Linked DNA regions of Homo sapiens: region 2 is linked to region 1. The links are chromatin loops, found by intact Hi-C in ENCODE. Cell type or tissue: dorsolateral prefrontal cortex. All regions are shown on one strand.

Region 1 (8,000 bases):
TTCCTGGAGAGTGGCACACCCAGGGAGGGTATGGAAGTGCCAAGCCCCTTCCCATACTTTGCCCTATGCATCTCTTCAACTGTATCCTTTGTAATATCTTTTATAGTAAATAGGTAAATGTAGATGTTTCCCTAAGTTCAGTGAACCACTCTAGCAAATTAATCAAACCCAATGAGGAGGTTGTGGGAACCCTGATATATAGCTGGTCATCAGAAGCACGGATCAAACAACCTGGAGCTTGTGATTGGCATTGGAAGTGGGAGGCGCTTTTGTGGGACTGAACCCTTAACCTGTGGGATCTGATGCTATCTCCAGGTAGGTAGTGTTGGAATGGAATTGAGTTAGAGAGCACCCAGCTGGTGTCAGCTACTGGAGGAGTGCTTGCTTGGTGTGTGGGGAGAAGCCCCCTACATTAGGTGTCAGAAGCTGCATGTGACTATGTTGTGAGAGGGTGGCAGGAAGAAACTGAGTTTGTTAATCCTATATTTTCAGATCAGCAAAGAAGCCATTGCATTTTGCATGGTGGAACCACTAGTGAACTTGAAAAGACAATTTTAAAGGAATAACAGAGATAAAACTCAAATTGGAAATTGTTGTAAGAAAAAGGAAGGAAGACAGTGTCTGCAGACAGCTCTCTAGAATTTTGCTCTTCCAAGGAAGAGAGAAATATGGGTGGAAGCTAAAGGGGGATGTGGGCTCAAGGAAAGGTTTGCTAAAATGGGAGGTGTTCTATGCTGATGTGAATAATTAGGAAGAGAGGGGGAAATGGATGTAGCAAACAGAAGACAAGCACAGGAGCAAAGGGCTTGGAAAGACTGAGAGGATATGATCCAGAGCCCAAGAGGAGGAGCTGACTTTTAATAAGAGGATGGACACATAGTCCATTAGAAACAGGAAGCCCACGTCACTCTGGGTCTCACTTTATCAGGCTTGTCAGTGGCAGGGATTAAAGACAGGCCCTGTCTCCTGAAGGCAGGCAGAGAACCAGGCAGGAAGGCATGATATGGGAGCCATGCTGCTGCCTGTGAACCAGATGATCTAATGTTATGCTGTTCTTGGTGTAACCAAAATGGAGGTTCAGTTGCTTGCCACTTGTAGAGTTCAACTAACAAGAGGTCTGGTATAAAGACACTGACTTTATTCCAAAGTTTAGCTTAGGGGAGGAAGTCCAGGCTTCTGCCTTTAAGGCTAGCACTTCACTTTTGGGGCAGAAATTCGGGACTTTTAAAGGGGGACTTAATTTGAACGGCATACAGGGGAGGGAGCGAGCAGGTGTGGGGTCTACGTGGTTTGTGCGTTATCTGCCAGGTGGTTGAGCTGGTGCCATCGTGGGCAGAGCTAGGTTATAAAGTGGCCATGATTTTGAGATACTCTTCAGGTGGGAAAGAGTTTTGTAATGGGCACCCTTCAGGTTGTAAATAATTGACTGCTGTCTCTCGACGCAAGCTCCTGGTAGGAGAGAGCTCAGCTCTGGAGCTGCTAAGTAAGCACACAGTCAGATAAGCTTGCCCAGAAGGGAGTGTCTGGTGAAGGGAAGGTAAAGGTTATAATCATTTCTAAAGAGCTAAGTAGGAAGCAGGGAATAGGAGAAAAGAGAAAAGAGAAAATAATCATAACTGTAAAAATTAACTTTTTTTCTCTTAGAAACAGGGGGGGTACTCAGTTTCATTGGTGCTTGTTTTCTTTTGCCATCCTTGAGACTTCAGAGAAATCTAATTTAAATATCCCAGGCTGGTCTCAGCTGTGCCAGAGAATTCAGGAAAAGCATTCAGCTGGTGTCAGCTGTGGAGAATTCAGGAAAAGGTCAAGTACCCATGCTTGGGATGGGGGTGAAGGAGGAATGGTAATCGACAGATTTCTGAGAGTAAGGTGAGTATTCCTCAAGTTGAGCTGGTGAGGGCCAGTGTCCCCACCTCCCCTGCCATTTGTGACTCCCTCCTTCCCAAATGGAGAGTTATTAGGGAAGATCTTTCCCTTACCTTGTCCATTGGACGAGCCGTCCTGATGCACTTCCTCTTTCCCTCCAGCTCGTGTCACTAGAAGCTCACTCTATGCTGAAGACCACACTGGTCGGCGTGGAGGGGAAAACAAAGTGAAATGCTGCTGCTTTAAAAAGTGCTGACAGGTGATAGGGAGCCAGGGGTATGTGTTTTTCTGAGGATCTTTATAGTTGGCTCTATAGTAGAGTCCTAGAGTCCTAGAATCCTAGAAGTTTCGTGTTGGAGGGGTTTTCCAAACCATTTAGTTGCATCCATTTGAGATGGCTGGAAGCGCACAGAGGCAAGGAGAGTGAAAAGATGACCTGTCCTAAGATCACTTCCAGTCAAATCATCTGTAGGCCAAGTGCAGGGGTTGGCTGGTGAACTGGTTCTGAGAGCTGAAAGTGGGGTGTGGAGGGTTTAGGACAGGCACCAGTCTCACTCACTGCATTAAAAGGGCAGTTCGACAAAAAACCAAACACCGCATGTTCTCACTTATAAGTGGGAGCTGAACAATGAGAACACATGGACACGTGGAGGGGAACAACACACACCGGGGCCTGTGTTGGGTTGGGGGTGAAAGGGAGAGCATGAGGAAGAATAGCTAAGGAATGCTGGGCTTAGTAACTAGGTGATGGGATGATCTGTGCCGCAAACCACCAAGGCGCATGTTTGCCTATGGAACAAACCTGCACATCCGGCACATGTACCCCTGAACTTAAAAGCTGAAGATAAAAAATAAAAATAAAATTTAAAAAGGGCAGTTGGATTTAAAGGCAGGAGCTGACTTCAGCGACCCTCCATTATGGGTTTTCTAGGCTTTCGGAAGGTTCAGGACCTCAGGAAGTAAGAGTTTGTCCCATTGCCCTGTAGCCTTTTACTGTCACGTCCCAGGGTCTCAGTGACCCAGCCCTAGGGGCACTCTGGGCTCCTTCTGCAAACCCTTCGAGGCCTGCCTGCTTCTTTCCCAGTCACAAAGCTTCCGAGAAGCTGAATTCCATCTGAGGTTGATCTTCCCTCAGTGCAAGATGAGGCCTCGCGTATCCCTGGGGTTAGGGCTGACTGACAGCAGCTTCCCACTCAGCTTTTTAGGGATGGGAGGAGTTGGATTTGATATGGCCAGTTGGTGGATGGGAGAAGAAAAGTCAAGAAAGAACTATTGACTTAGGAAGACTTCTGGAAAGGCCCAGCGGAACACCGTCCCCCAACCCCGAGTAGTTTAAAGCGTTTCTTCTCTGGCACAAATCTGAACCACATTCCCTCCTTACTCAGCCCTACCCTGACCTGGGATAGCAGGGGACCCAAAGGAACCAAGGCAGCTTTTTGTTTGTTTGTTTGTTTGTTTGTTTTGAGATGGAGTTTCGCTCTTGTCGCCCAGGCTGGAATGCAATGGCGCCATCTCGGCTCACCGCAACCTCCATCTCCCGGGTTCAAGCGATTCTCCTGCCTCAGCCTCCCGAGTAGCTGGGATTACAGGCATGCACCACCACACCCGGCTAATTTATTTTTATTTTTAGTAGAGATGGGGTTTCTCCATGTTGGCCAGGCTGGTCTCAAACTCCCGACTTCAGGTGATCCACCCGCCTCGGCCTCCCAAAGTGCTGGGATTACAGGCGTGAGCCACCGCGCCCGGCCCCAAGGCAGCTTTTAAGGGGATGTGCAACCCCAGTTGCTTTCCAGGCGGCCTTAGCAGCAGAAGCACCTGCAGTCAGTGCCCACTAGGTGGAGACAGAGTCCCGGAGATGCCGGCAGCAGCCTCACTACTCCAGAATCCCAGGCTCCTGGGTCCCTGGCTCCGTGGGCTCCTGTTCTGGAAATAAATGTCTAGGACCCCAGCTCCCCTTCCAGACCAGCCAGAGCCTGTCCCCATTGATAACTCACGTTTATAGCATCGTGGTGTTTAGAAAGCTGATTCACGTCGTTACTCTAGTTGGCTTCACAATTGTCCTGAGGATGGGTGGGCTAGGTATTTGCTGACCCCAGTCTTAGGGTTGAGGAAGTGAGGCCTTCGGGAGCCTTTGAGATACAGTGAAGGTCACGCGGTGCACAGCAGAGCTGGCCTCAAACCCAGGTCCCCTCGACTGAATCCCAGATTCTGCCAAATCTCAGCTGCCCCTCTTCCTCTAGGGTGCACCGCACGGCAGCCACCAAGCTATTTGGCATCAGAGTAGAGCCTGGGTGCTTGGTTCCGTGGGTCCGTATGCTGCACCCTGATGGGGCCCATCTGGTCTTCAGAGAGCTGCTGTGCCCCAAGGCCAGGGCCCAGCTCTGCCTCAGGGGATTTGAGGGCACTCAGAGATGCAGGCAAGGACAGTGTTTATGAGCACCTCTGTACCCCAGAATGGGAGAACCAGCAGGGCTTGACCACACCGGAGCCCGGAGCGGGCCTCCTCTCCCCAGACATCCCTGGATGTGTGAGTGCTGGAGGGAAGTGGGGATTGGCATCGAAGGTCTGACTTAGACCTGCTTGGTAAAGGCTGAGAATGAAGGAAAGGCTGTATTCCCAAAGTTGCCAGCAAATTCTGGACAAGCAGGTGAATGAGGCAGAAAAGCTGAGAGCAAAAAAGCAGTTTCAGTTCCACATAGGGAAGGGCTTCCTTTCTCGTGGCAAGGGGTAGAAGTTATGGGAACACACAACAGAAATTGTCAAAGCTGGCTGGGTGGGGACAAGTGGGGCGGCCATCTCCGCGATGGACAGCATGCCTGAGATACCACCTACCAGCTATGGAGCCACAGCCTCAGTTTACCCATCTGTAAAATGAGGCCAGCGCTCAGCGTCTCATCCCACAAGTGAAGGCTGAAAGGCAGCATTCTGAGTGTGCTGTGAATAGCAGACCCCTCTGCTTGGTGAGCTGTTGTGTGTTGTATGTTCCCACTCTGTCATAGAGTCAGAATAAGAGGAGCCCCATCGGGTCCCAGAGTAGGTATGGATGAAGTCAGTGATTTCTCATGTTGTCTGGCCCTGGAGATTCAGTCAGGGTGGTGGGTAAGGGGGCCTTGTGCCAGGCTGCATCTCTCCACCCTGCCTCCCTGGGAAGACATGAGGGAACGGGTGCAGCCAGCCGGTGTACAGTTGGGAGCGGCTGAACGCAGCGTGGCTTTGCTATTAATGTAGTCAGTAAATAAATAAAGGAGGGCTTAAGCTTAGTGTACAGCAATCAGTTTAGAACTACAGGGTAATTAGCGCTGCAGGGGGCTGCAGGGCGGCAGAGTCAGGTTTAAATGAGCGAGTTCACTTTCACTGAGGCACCCCCTGGGTGCAGAAAACGCAGCCTGGAGAGGAGCCTGCCCTCCTGCCAGCCCACGAGTGGAAGTGGGGATGGCGGCGGGGCTGGGCCTGAAACCACACAGAGAGCTGGGGGATGGACCTGCCCCCATGGGCCAAGGACCAGGTGTCTACATATGCAACCCCCCAGCCCCTCTCCTGCCCCGCATCCTGCCCAGCAACACCCAGGCAGCTCCCAACTATGAAGCACCACTGCCCTGTTGCCTCCTGCTCCTTCCTCTGGCATGCGGCAGACACGGGTCAGGTGGTCTATGAATCGACATGAGCACAGGTGTGGGGATGCAGGAGCTCCCCCCCCCCCACTGGGCCTCTGCGTGTGTGTACACGTGTCCTGGGGAGGTGCCCGAGCGGGCATGTGATGTTCCTCCTTCCCTGCTCTCACGTGCCCCTGACAACTGCAACATGAGCCCTGGAGTGCTAATTACCTCTCTGTTTCCCTCCTTCTCCCTCTCTTTCTTTCATCTATTTATACAACAAAGATTTACCGGGTGCCTATCATGTGCCAGGCAGCATGAAGCTCTGGAAACACAAAGATAGATAACACACAATTCCTGACCTCAAGGAACTGACAGTCTGGTAATGGTGACAGTTAAGGAAACAGGTGACTAAATGGTACTATAGAGACTCTATGCCTAATTTAGCTTCAGGGGTCCAGGGAAGGCTTCCTGAGAGAAGGTTTGAGCTGAAAAGTGAAAAAGGAGAAGTTGAGAGAGCCAGACAGAAGGGGTGTGTGTGTTTGCGTAGCTCTCAGAAGAGGAAACAGCACACGCACAGGCCCACAGGGGAATGGAGCTCGGTGTGGCCCAGAACACCCGTGGTCCCATCGGCTGGAGCAGAGTAGGGGTTGGCCGAGGGGCTCAAGAGTGATCTTAAGACGAAGTTGGGTGCTGAGCAGGGGCTCTGTCACTCAGGGTGTCTTGGAACTTTGTTAAGGAGTTTGAATTCCATCCTCAGAGTACTGAGGAGTCACCAGGGACTCTCATCTAGGGAGCGACATGATGCTATTTGCATTTTTGGAAAATCGCTCTGGGCAGCAAGCAAAGCAGAGGATGGAAGTGACAGAGGGTCTGGGCTGAAGCAGGGCACTGAGGCCAGTCATCTTCAGATCCCCAATCCCCTCCCTTCCTGGTGCCAGGGGCGTGAGGGGCTCCCACATGGGAAGGCCTGGCCGTGCTGAGTGGAGGGAGGCGGCCTTGGCCTTGGCTTCCCTTATGCCTCTTCTCACGGGCTGCAACTTGCCTGAGTCTTCAGCAAACCTCTGCTGGCGCCGGGCCTCAGCTCTCCACTTTGGTCAGGAGAGGAGTTCCTCAGAGCGACTGGGAGGAGAGCTGCTAAGGCTGAAATGACCCAAACGCCTCCTTGAACCCAGCCAGGACTACAGGGCATGCGGGGAGCTCCCGCTTAAGGTCCCTGGAGAACACCCTGCAGCCCCACGGCGGCATCCTCCCAGCCCCTGCCTCGGTGCCTGTCCCCTCTTCTGACCCCAGCAATGTGCCCTCCTGGTGAGTGTGTTCTGGAGGAGGCTGCCCACAATTGCCAGGGTTGGGGCAGAGGGCAGTGGCAGCCGGGGCTGGCAGGGGGCGGCAGTGGGGCCGCCTGCCCCAGGCAGGGAGGAGAGGGGTTGAGTCAGGCCACGGAGGGAGCATTCTCAGGCTGGCCTGGCCAGGGCCCCTTTCTCTCCATGAGATCATATCTGGGTCAAAGAGCATGTAAAGCTGGCAGAGCTGGCGGTCACACAAAGCCCATTCAGCCCAGCCCCTATTCACTCACCTCCTCTCCCCCAGCGCCCGCGCCGCCGCGACCCCAGCACAGCGCCTAAGCCCCAGCTTTGATGTCCAAGAACAGAAAACGGCGATTAAATGTTGTTTTAAAGAGGGAGTGCTCACTGCCCTCCCATCTGTCAAGAGAAAGCTGAGGCCTGAGGGAGGGGAGGGGAGCTGGGGGAGGGGCGAGGAGGCTGTGTGTGTGTGTCTGTGTGTGTGTGTCGGGGAGTTGGAGTAGAGTGTGGGGGTGAGGAAATAGGCAGGGGCCCAAGAAAAGCCAGGATCAGGACGGCTTGGGGGAATGGTGGCAACTGCTCAAAATCAAAACACAGAATTTGGTTAAGGACTGGTTTCCCAGATGAGAAATATGTGGAGAGGGAAAATAAGGTGGGACAGAGAAACAAAAGCAAAAAGAAAGGAGAAAAGACCACAGATGAGGAAGAGAGGGGAGGAGTGGAAAGGAGAGAAAAAAGATTGGGAGAGAGGAAAAAGATGAGGGGCAGGAGGGGTCAAGAAAGCACAGCAGACGGCAAAGAGGGAGAGGAGAAAGCAAAGACAGAGAAGCAACTTCTAGGGGCTGGAGGCCCCCAGGCTGCACCTGTTCCTCCTCCTGGGAAGATTGTCCGGTGGTAGGGGTAGCTCCAGGCGGTTTCTGCTCAGCAACCCCAGGGTCAGACAGACCCGGGTCTTGGCCCCAGGAGAACAGGGCTGAAAGGTAACCCTCCCAGTGCCACCCCTGGCAGGCCAGGCCTTGTTTGGCTCCCCAGGTGGGTGGCGGTGGCGCGTGGGGTGATGGCTCCCTGCGACTCCTGGTGATGCTGGAGGCCAGGCCTGATGCTCGGTGTGGGTTTACCCTACCGGAGTGACCCAGCACGACAATCATGGCTGTGTCCCCTGGGTCTTGAGGAGGAGAGGGGTTATTTTGGTCAGAGACAGGCAGTGAGGACGGCCTCAGGCAGAGGTGCTGAAGCA
Region 2 (8,000 bases), 270 kb after region 1:
CCTGCGCTAGCACCCACTTCATTAATTCTACAAAGATTGAGCCTCTGTCCTATGCCCAGCATACCGTGCAGGACTCGATATGGCACTGGGTAAAATCCAGTCAAGTCCTTGCCACAGGGGATCATGGTTTTGGAAGACACAGCCCCAAACCCACTAGAGCACAATGTGGAACTTCCGGGGGAAAAGGATTCGTTTTCTTTTCTTTTCTTTATTTCAGACAGGGACTTGTTCTGTTGCCCAGGCTGGAGTGCAGTGGCACGATCACAGCTTACTGCAGCCTCGACCTGCTAGGCTCAATCCATCCTCCCGCCTCAGCCTCCTGAGGGACTGGGACTAGAGGGATGAGCCTAGCTACTTTTTTATTTTTTGTAGAGACGGGGTCTCACTATGTTGCCCAGGCTGGTCTCAAACTCCTGGACTCAAGCGATCCACCCACTTCAGCCTCCCAAAGTGCTGGGATTACAGGCGTGAGCCACCGATTCATTTTCTTCAGGGGTCTCAGAGAAGATTCACTCTCAGCTGCCTCCACTCTTTTCTCCCTACTCAAACCAGCAGTGATGGTGAGAGCTGAAGAGTAGCCCAGAGAAGGGTTTTAGATATGGTCTTCCTTCTGCATGGTCCATGTCCCTGTTCCCAGCCCCAGTCCATTCATTCATTGCCATGCTCACTAAATACAAAGCGTGAGCTGTGTGTCAAGGGATGTGTGAGTGGAAAAGAGGGTGTGAAATATTTGCCTCCAAGACTTACAGGCTGGGAGCCAGATAAATGCTAAACAAATCACCCAACAATAAACACATGGATTACAGTTGTTGGGAGAGTACAGACGTAGGAGAGGGCATTGAGAGAGCACATCGTGGCTGAGGACAAAGTAGGAGGAGAAATGCTCTGCTCACCTTCAGGGGACTTTTAGGAGTGAACACCTCATGGGAATTTTAAGCCCAAAGACAAGCCCATATGGATTTGAGTTTCATTAGTAAGAACCAGAAAAACGAGCCCTTGGGGGAAAAGGGCAGGGGGGGTGGAAGGGTTGACCAAGAAGAAAGGATGGAGTGCACAGAGCTGGAGCCTGAGCCCTTGATTAGGTGTCACGCAGATGGAAAGGCAGGATTTCCTGGACCTGAAGCTCAGAAGGTCTCTAGAGGTCATCCTGTCCATCTCCTGCCTCTACAGGAGAGGCTTGGAAGGGGTGGGTGTCTCTGTTAAAGGCTTCTGAGTGAATAATTCTACACCCATTCTGTGTTTAACACCTCTTGCTTCAAGAAGTCCTTACCACCATCTGGGCTGGGAGCAGTGGCTCACGCCTGAAATCCCAGCACTTTGGGAGGCTGAGGCAGGTCAGGAGTTTGAGACCAGCCAGGCCATCATAGTGAGACCCCATCTCTACCAAAAAAAAAAAAAAATTAGCTGTGAGTGGTGGCACAAACCTGTAGTCCCAGCTACTTGGGAGGCTGAGGCACAAGAATTGCCTGAATCCAGGAGGCAGAGGTTGGAGTGAGCAGAGATCATGCCCCTGCACTCCAGCCTGGGCGACAGAGCAAGACTCTGCTCAAAAAAAGTGCTTACCACCATCTAAACCCCTCATCTTCCCAGGAAGATGAGCAGATCCTGGGAGTAGGAGGAGGTAGGGAAAAGACAGAGGTCGTCTTTGGCCTGACCATCTGTCTCCTGCCAGTCTGGTGTCCTGGAATCATTACCTCCATGACTCTGCTTTTCTATTCTCTTCTTCTAAAGTTATAAAGGGGCTGGGCACAGTGGCTCACGCCTGTAATCCCAGCGCTTTGGGAGGCCGAGGTGGGCAGATCACTTGAGGCCAGGAGTTTGAGATTAGCCAGGCCAACATGGCAAAACCCTATCTCTACTAAAAATACAAAAATGAGCCAGGTGTGGACCTGGCTGGGGGAGGACCCTTGCCCTCCCCTAGCTCCTGCTCTGGGCAGCACCTCACTCTTGCCCCTCATTTCCTAGGACCATTGAGGAGCACCTCAGAGCCAGTGTGGGATGGGCTGGATTTGGGGCTTTAGAGACATGGGCAGAAGAGAAAAGCAGAGAGTCCTCCATAGCCTGTGTATACATGGGTTTTGGGTAAACCTTCATTGCCATCGCATGGTGCATGAGATTAAATAAATATAATCCCAGTTACTCAGGAGGATGAGACAGGAGAATTGCTTGAACCCAGAGGCAGAGGTTGCAGTGAGCCAAGACTGTGCCACTGCACCCCAGCGTGGGTGACAGAGCAAGACTCTGTCTAAAAAAACAAAGTTGTAAAGGAACTCAATATTCATCACCACAAAGTTGCCATTTTACACAAATGCCTGATAAAAAGTATTATTTCCTTTACAGTATTAATTCAACGGGTCTGTGATGAACCATACCTCAACTTTGTTGTGCAGGAAGCTTCTAGATTTATACATACGAACAATAATAAAACCATAGTTGAAATTTGTCAACCATTTACTTTGTGCCAGACCCTTTACCTGTATCAGCTCCTTTATTCTTCACAGCAATCCATAAGGCAGTGCTTTTATGATGTCACCTTTACAGGTGAGGAAACAGGGAAGTAAAGCAAAGTGCCTAAGGTCTCAGGATAGTAGACAGAATGATGGGCCCCCAAAGATGCCCACTTCCCAATCCCCAGAACATGTGATTATGTTAAGGTGCAAGATGAAAGGGACTTTGTAGTGTAATTAATTTAGGAATCTTGAGATGAGGAGATTATTTTAAATTATCTAGATGGGCCCTTTATAACCACAAAGGTTTTTATAAAGGAAAGATGGAGTTAGGAGAGTCAGAGAAGGAGATGTGACAAAGCAAAGCAGAGAAGCAGAGATGAGATACACACACACACACACACACACACACACACAGAGAGAGAGAGAGAGAGAGAGAGGAGTCAAAGGTACTGAGCTCCTGGCTTTGAAGCTGAAGAAAGGGACTGCGAACTGAGGAATACAGGTGCAGGTGTCTTGCATCTGGAATCCGGGAAAGGCAAGGAAACAGATTCTCTCCTAGATTTCCCAGAAGGAACACAGCCCTGTGGATCCATGTGTTGGACTTCTGACCACCAGAACTGTATGATAACAAATTTGTGTTTCACATTGGTGACTTGTTACGGCAGCAACAGGAAACTAGTCCACACAGCTAGCAGGAGCAACAGCACCTGCCATGGGATGGGTGAGGCAATCATGTCACGAAAACCCTACCTAGAACCAACTTCCTCTCTCCAGTCCTTGCCCTGGAGCCCTTTGATGAGTGAACATCTCCCAGGGTCGCGTCCTCCCCATCTAACCACGGACCTCGTCCTCCCCCAGCTCCTGCTCCGGGCAGCACCTCACTCTTGCCCCTCATTTCCTAGGACCATTGAGGAGCACCTCAAAGCCAGTGTGAGATGAGCTGGAGTTGGGGCTTTAGAGACATGGGCAGAAGAGAAAGGCAGAGAGTCTGTAGCCTCTGTATACGTGGGTTTGGGGTAAAATGGCCTTCTTTGCCATCAGGCATCAATATCTTCATTGCAACAGCAGAAAGGGAAATAGCTGGAGCAACTAACTACACGTGTAGCTGAAGGTGAGGTCCAGGTGTGAGCACATAAGTAGGAGGCTGAGTTGCTGGGGGATCTGCATGGGCACAGGTGTGTGATGGGGTGGGGACTGGGGGCTGGCCTCTGCCAGAGCATCAGAATAGAGTAAAAGCACTCCAAAGCACTCTGGAGCACAGTCCTTAATGATGGCCCAAAGGAAAGTATTGGCCTTGAAGGAAGGGGGCTTCAAAGGCCCCTGGAGAGGGATGAGGGTTTTATTTTGAGGCTGGGGGACGGAAGGGGGCAACAAAATAGTTCCTAAAGGCCCCTCCATAGAACTTCTGGACTTTGCTGCCACCTTGTGGAAACCACTTAGAAGGCAGGGTTGTGGCCGCCCCGGCCAAAGATTGACATCTCACTGGGGTCTTTAGGATGGATACTTCTTTCCATCTGAAGTGGGACGGGGGTTGGGAGGGGGGGGTTGGAGTTCTCCCAGGCTCATGGTGGTGAATTTCCAGGCTCCCCTAGTCCCAGCTGTCATACTCATGATGTGTCTGTCTGCCAAGAGTTTAGCTCTCTTTGCAGATACAGGGACACAGCAGGTGGTGTTGCATAGGAGGAGCACAGAAAAGTTTGCCAGTATCCCATAGGCTTTCCCAGAGCAGGAACTCAAAGGTGTGGTTTTAGGGAGGAACCGTGTGCAAAGAAGCTCTGAGTGTGCAGAGGCAAAGGAGGGAAGGTGGTAATGGGAGAAAAGAGTCAGGAAAGTGTTGGACACAGAGGTCTGGATTCAGCCTGATAGGGACAGGAGCTTCATCCCCCTCTGGGCTTATGCTGAGTGACCAGTTCATCTCACTCGCTCATTTGTAAAATGGGGACATGAAGGAGAAAGGCTTCTCCTCCACAGTGCCCTATGAGCAGTTCTCACCCATTCAGAATGAGATGTGAGCCATCCGAGAAGGGCCGATACGCCTCTAGCCGTCTCCCCACCACAGCCTCATGATTTCCTGGACTTTTGCTCCATATTGGGAGCACGGTCCCCACCACACCTATGAGCCATGTACTAATATGATTCCCATTTTACAGGTGAGAAGATTGAAGTACAGGGCAGCTAAGTGCTTGTCCAGGGTTTCAGAGCTAGCCTGTGTTGGGGCCAGATTTCAAGTTTTGAATCTCCCTGTTCACACGGCACTCTTTCACTGTCCTCAATAAGTATGTTTCAAAAAATGAATAGGAGTGGTCAGGCTTTGGGTGTGCCAGCTCTGGGAGCCCTCCCAACTGGACCTCTGATAGGAAATCAAGGCAGATCTTCTCTTCTTCCTGATCTGCCCCTTCCCAACCTCAACAGATAAAGGTCTCTTTTTAAAGTCTTCTAGGAAATGAGATTCCAATCCTTCCCTTTCCACTCCCGATCTAATTCATGTTAGTAATAGCATTATCAGAAAGTTCTTCCTACAGTCTAAACTCCATGCCTCCAGATAGTAGAAAGAGAATATAGATCAGGCTTCTGTTTCAGAGAGGGATATTCTTGGTCTCTAAAACCAGGGTTTAATTCTCTAACCATGACAGTCAGGGCTGGCCAATCACAGGCCTCAATGGGATAGCTTAAATTATAGAGGACCAAGTTAGAAAAAAGAAAAAAAAATACCCAACTTCCAGAGCTGATACTGCAGCTGATAATTAATTATCTGCTGTTTGTATGCACTGGTAGGGCTCCCCCAACCTCTCACTGATCAGGGTGCACAGTGTGGCCCGGGAAGAAGACCAGTGAGTTGGCGTCAGGTCAAGACTATTGTGTGGGAACCATCCAGAACCTTCTCGACTTCATCCTCCCCCCTCCACCCTTCCACTTCCCTCCAATCAAGGGAGGAGCTGCCCTCTTTCGCTCACCTCCCCTCCCCAAACATTTGGGAGGGAGGAGAGAGAGGGAGTGATTAGCACGGGGCATTGTCCCCAGATAATGGGCCCCAGCTGCTGCATGAAAGAAGAGACAAAGCGCCTGGCGGCTCCACATGCATTATCCCCTCATTAAATCTCTGTTATTAGATTAGATTCAAAATGTATTGATTCAGAAGCTGGGGGGAGGTGGGGGAGGGAAGAGGATCTGGCTGGTGAATGCTGAACTGCACCTCTCTGCAAGCTCTTCCTCCCCCTCCTTCACCCAACCAGGCAACTTTTCTGCCTCGTGTTCTCTGAAGGGAATCTCCCCTATGCCCATATCCTGGCCTCTGAGTGCAGCCAGTCTGCCTGAGCTATTCAGAAAACCACTGAGTGTCCACTCCTGGGAGGTGCCCTTGAGATCCTTGAGGCCAGGTTGCCAACGTCCAGAGGAAAGGCAGCCTCCTTTCCAGGATGGCAGGAGACAGACTCCATGGCTTTGAAGCAGTGCCAGTCACAAACTCACAGAAGGGTTCAGGCTGGGCACTTTCAGCACCTTTGATGGAATCTTTTTAGTAGAAATAACATCACTGAGAAACGGGGTAAATGGGAAAAGGAAATGAGAACTGAGTGTACTTGTTGGTGAATAGAGAAGGCTGCAGGAGAGAAGCGGAGATGGGCAAGAGACTTGGCAAGCTTCCCGGAAGCACTTATAAAGACATGAGTGTTTCTGGTCTCCTCTCTGCTAGGACAGAATGAGAGGCAACTGGCTAAAGTGTCAAGAGGAGGGGAGGAAGCAGCTTCCAGGAGGTATAACAGGTGGGAGGGAAATTCTGGATGTTCTCATACCCTCGATGGAGCAAAAGTCTCCTTGGGAGAAGACCAAGATTTGTACTGATGATCAGGAGTTAGTGCACTGCGGGGGTCTCTGGCCCTGGGCCTCAGTTTCTCATACCTGGGCAACACAGCCCACATGCCAGATCTATGAGCTGATTGGATGTAGCTACTGGAGCAGAAGATGTTACATGTGGTGGCTCATTCTCAAGGTGATTAATTGGCTGCCTCGATGCTGGGCTCTGTCACCCCATTGACTGTGGGTGAAGGGTGGGGAGAGAAAGATGGAGAATCAATAGGATGATTAGTGTCTTACTAGCTCTCTGGTTGGACACTTTGCCAGTAGCCACCCGTTTACTGACCAGTGATGCATTGACAGTGCCAGAATGTTCACCTTCCTATCCCTCTGGCCTGAGACATGAGAATCACCAAACAGCATGGCTAGTCCAAGCAAGTCCTAGTGGAATGGGGCAGCTTTTGGTTCTCAGACCAGGCTCCAACAGATGGGGGCCAGGGGACATCCCAAGAAAGAAGTGATGAACACTCCCCATCTTTAGCCCAATCTCTGCTCAGCAGGAGACAACGATTGTGAGGGCCAATCCCCAGCCTCACAATCTTTTGCTTTTTGCTGGGAGACCCTAATCTCTATCCATCAACAAAGCAAAAATAAATATAAAATTTCTAATGAATCCCTGATAACTAGAATCAAAAGCACATATGTCTGGAGTGGAAGTATCAGATGAAACTTCATTCCTAGTTCATCTTAGGAGCAACCGGCCAGTTAGACAGTATTCAATGACCAAACACCAAACCAGCTGGTGCTGGCCGTGGTGCTGAAGCTCTCATCTCCATTCCGTTGCAGTATCCACTTGCAGGGAGAGAGCTTGCTCCCACCTTCACTAAAAGATCATGAGCCCAGGTAACAGGGCTGTGTGGACCCTTCCAGCATCTTTCCAAGGGGTTGCAAAGCCGAGATTCCCCCTCTTTTCTCTCCATTGCTAAGTGTTCTTGGTCCTGACCCTCATACCTTAAATCCCACCTCCTAGTGTTTCTTCTTATAACAGCTACTTAAAGTACAAAGAGTAACTTACATAACTGCAAACCCACCATTTAATTTAAATTAAAAAACTAATATAACTGAGAATCCCTGTATACCCCTCCTTAGTCTCATCCTCCACTCCTTTTCCAGATCCCTAATATCATGAAGTTGGTGTTTATCCTTCCTGTGCAAATGCTTTTCAACCTATTTGTCATCTCCCAGTTTCCTGGGCCTAGAGGCACCAATCTCTTCTTCTTTTTTTTTTTTTTTTTTTAACAGAATCTAGCTCTGTCACATAGGATGGAGTGCAGTGGTATGATCTCAGCTCACTGCAACCTCTGCCTCCCAGCTTCAAATGATTCTCCTGCCTCAGCCTCCCAGTCAGCTGGGATTACAGGCATGCACCACCATGCCTGGCTAATTTTTGTATTTTTGGCTTTCTTTTTGTAGAGGAGGGTTTCACCATGTTGGCCAGGCTGGTCTCGAACTCCTGACCTCCAGTGATCTGCCTGTCTCGACCTCCCAAAGTGTTGGGATTAACTAACTGTAAATCTCTTCTTCTAACCATCCAACCTCTTCCCAAAGCTGCTGACAAATGGTTAAGAAGAGAGTCTAGCGGGGAGCGGGGAGGGATAGCATTAGGAGATATACCTAATGCTAAATGATGAGTTAATGGGTGCAGCATACCAGCATGGCCCATGTATACATATGTAACAAACCTGCATGTCGTGCACA

Evidence for each region. Peaks named below come from ENCODE experiments on the same cell type or tissue, not always from the same donor. Only the 100,000 strongest peaks of a DNase experiment are listed, where the experiment ranks them.
Region 2: a loop joins it to region 1, with 8 times the contacts of the local background. A loop is called at or near these places in 102 of 110 quality-filtered maps.

What each region holds. Positions count from the first base shown.
Region 1 is chr11:114,256,914-114,264,913 of GRCh38, reverse strand. It overlaps a transcript of NNMT not described here. Among named protein-coding and RNA genes, the nearest start is that of NNMT, 35 kb to the left of the region's middle. RefSeq lists an enhancer at 6,771-7,299. In dorsolateral prefrontal cortex, CTCF peaks have their summits at 1,814, 2,023, 3,691 (motif pointing right), 6,846 and 1 weaker place; DNase peaks (open chromatin) are centred at 2,023, 3,693, 5,643, 6,933 and 4 weaker places; H3K4me3 peaks cover 396 bases; H3K27ac peaks cover 4,336 bases.
Region 2 is chr11:113,990,411-113,998,410 of GRCh38, reverse strand. LOC124902760 (a long non-coding RNA gene) reads left to right here. Exons shown (of 2, transcript XR_007062895.1): 2 at 2,341-2,450. Among named protein-coding and RNA genes, the nearest start is that of HTR3A, 19 kb to the right of the region's middle. In dorsolateral prefrontal cortex, CTCF peaks have their summits at 3,665 and 3,865 (motif pointing left); DNase peaks (open chromatin) are centred at 3,869 and 6,080; H3K27ac peaks cover 1,510 bases.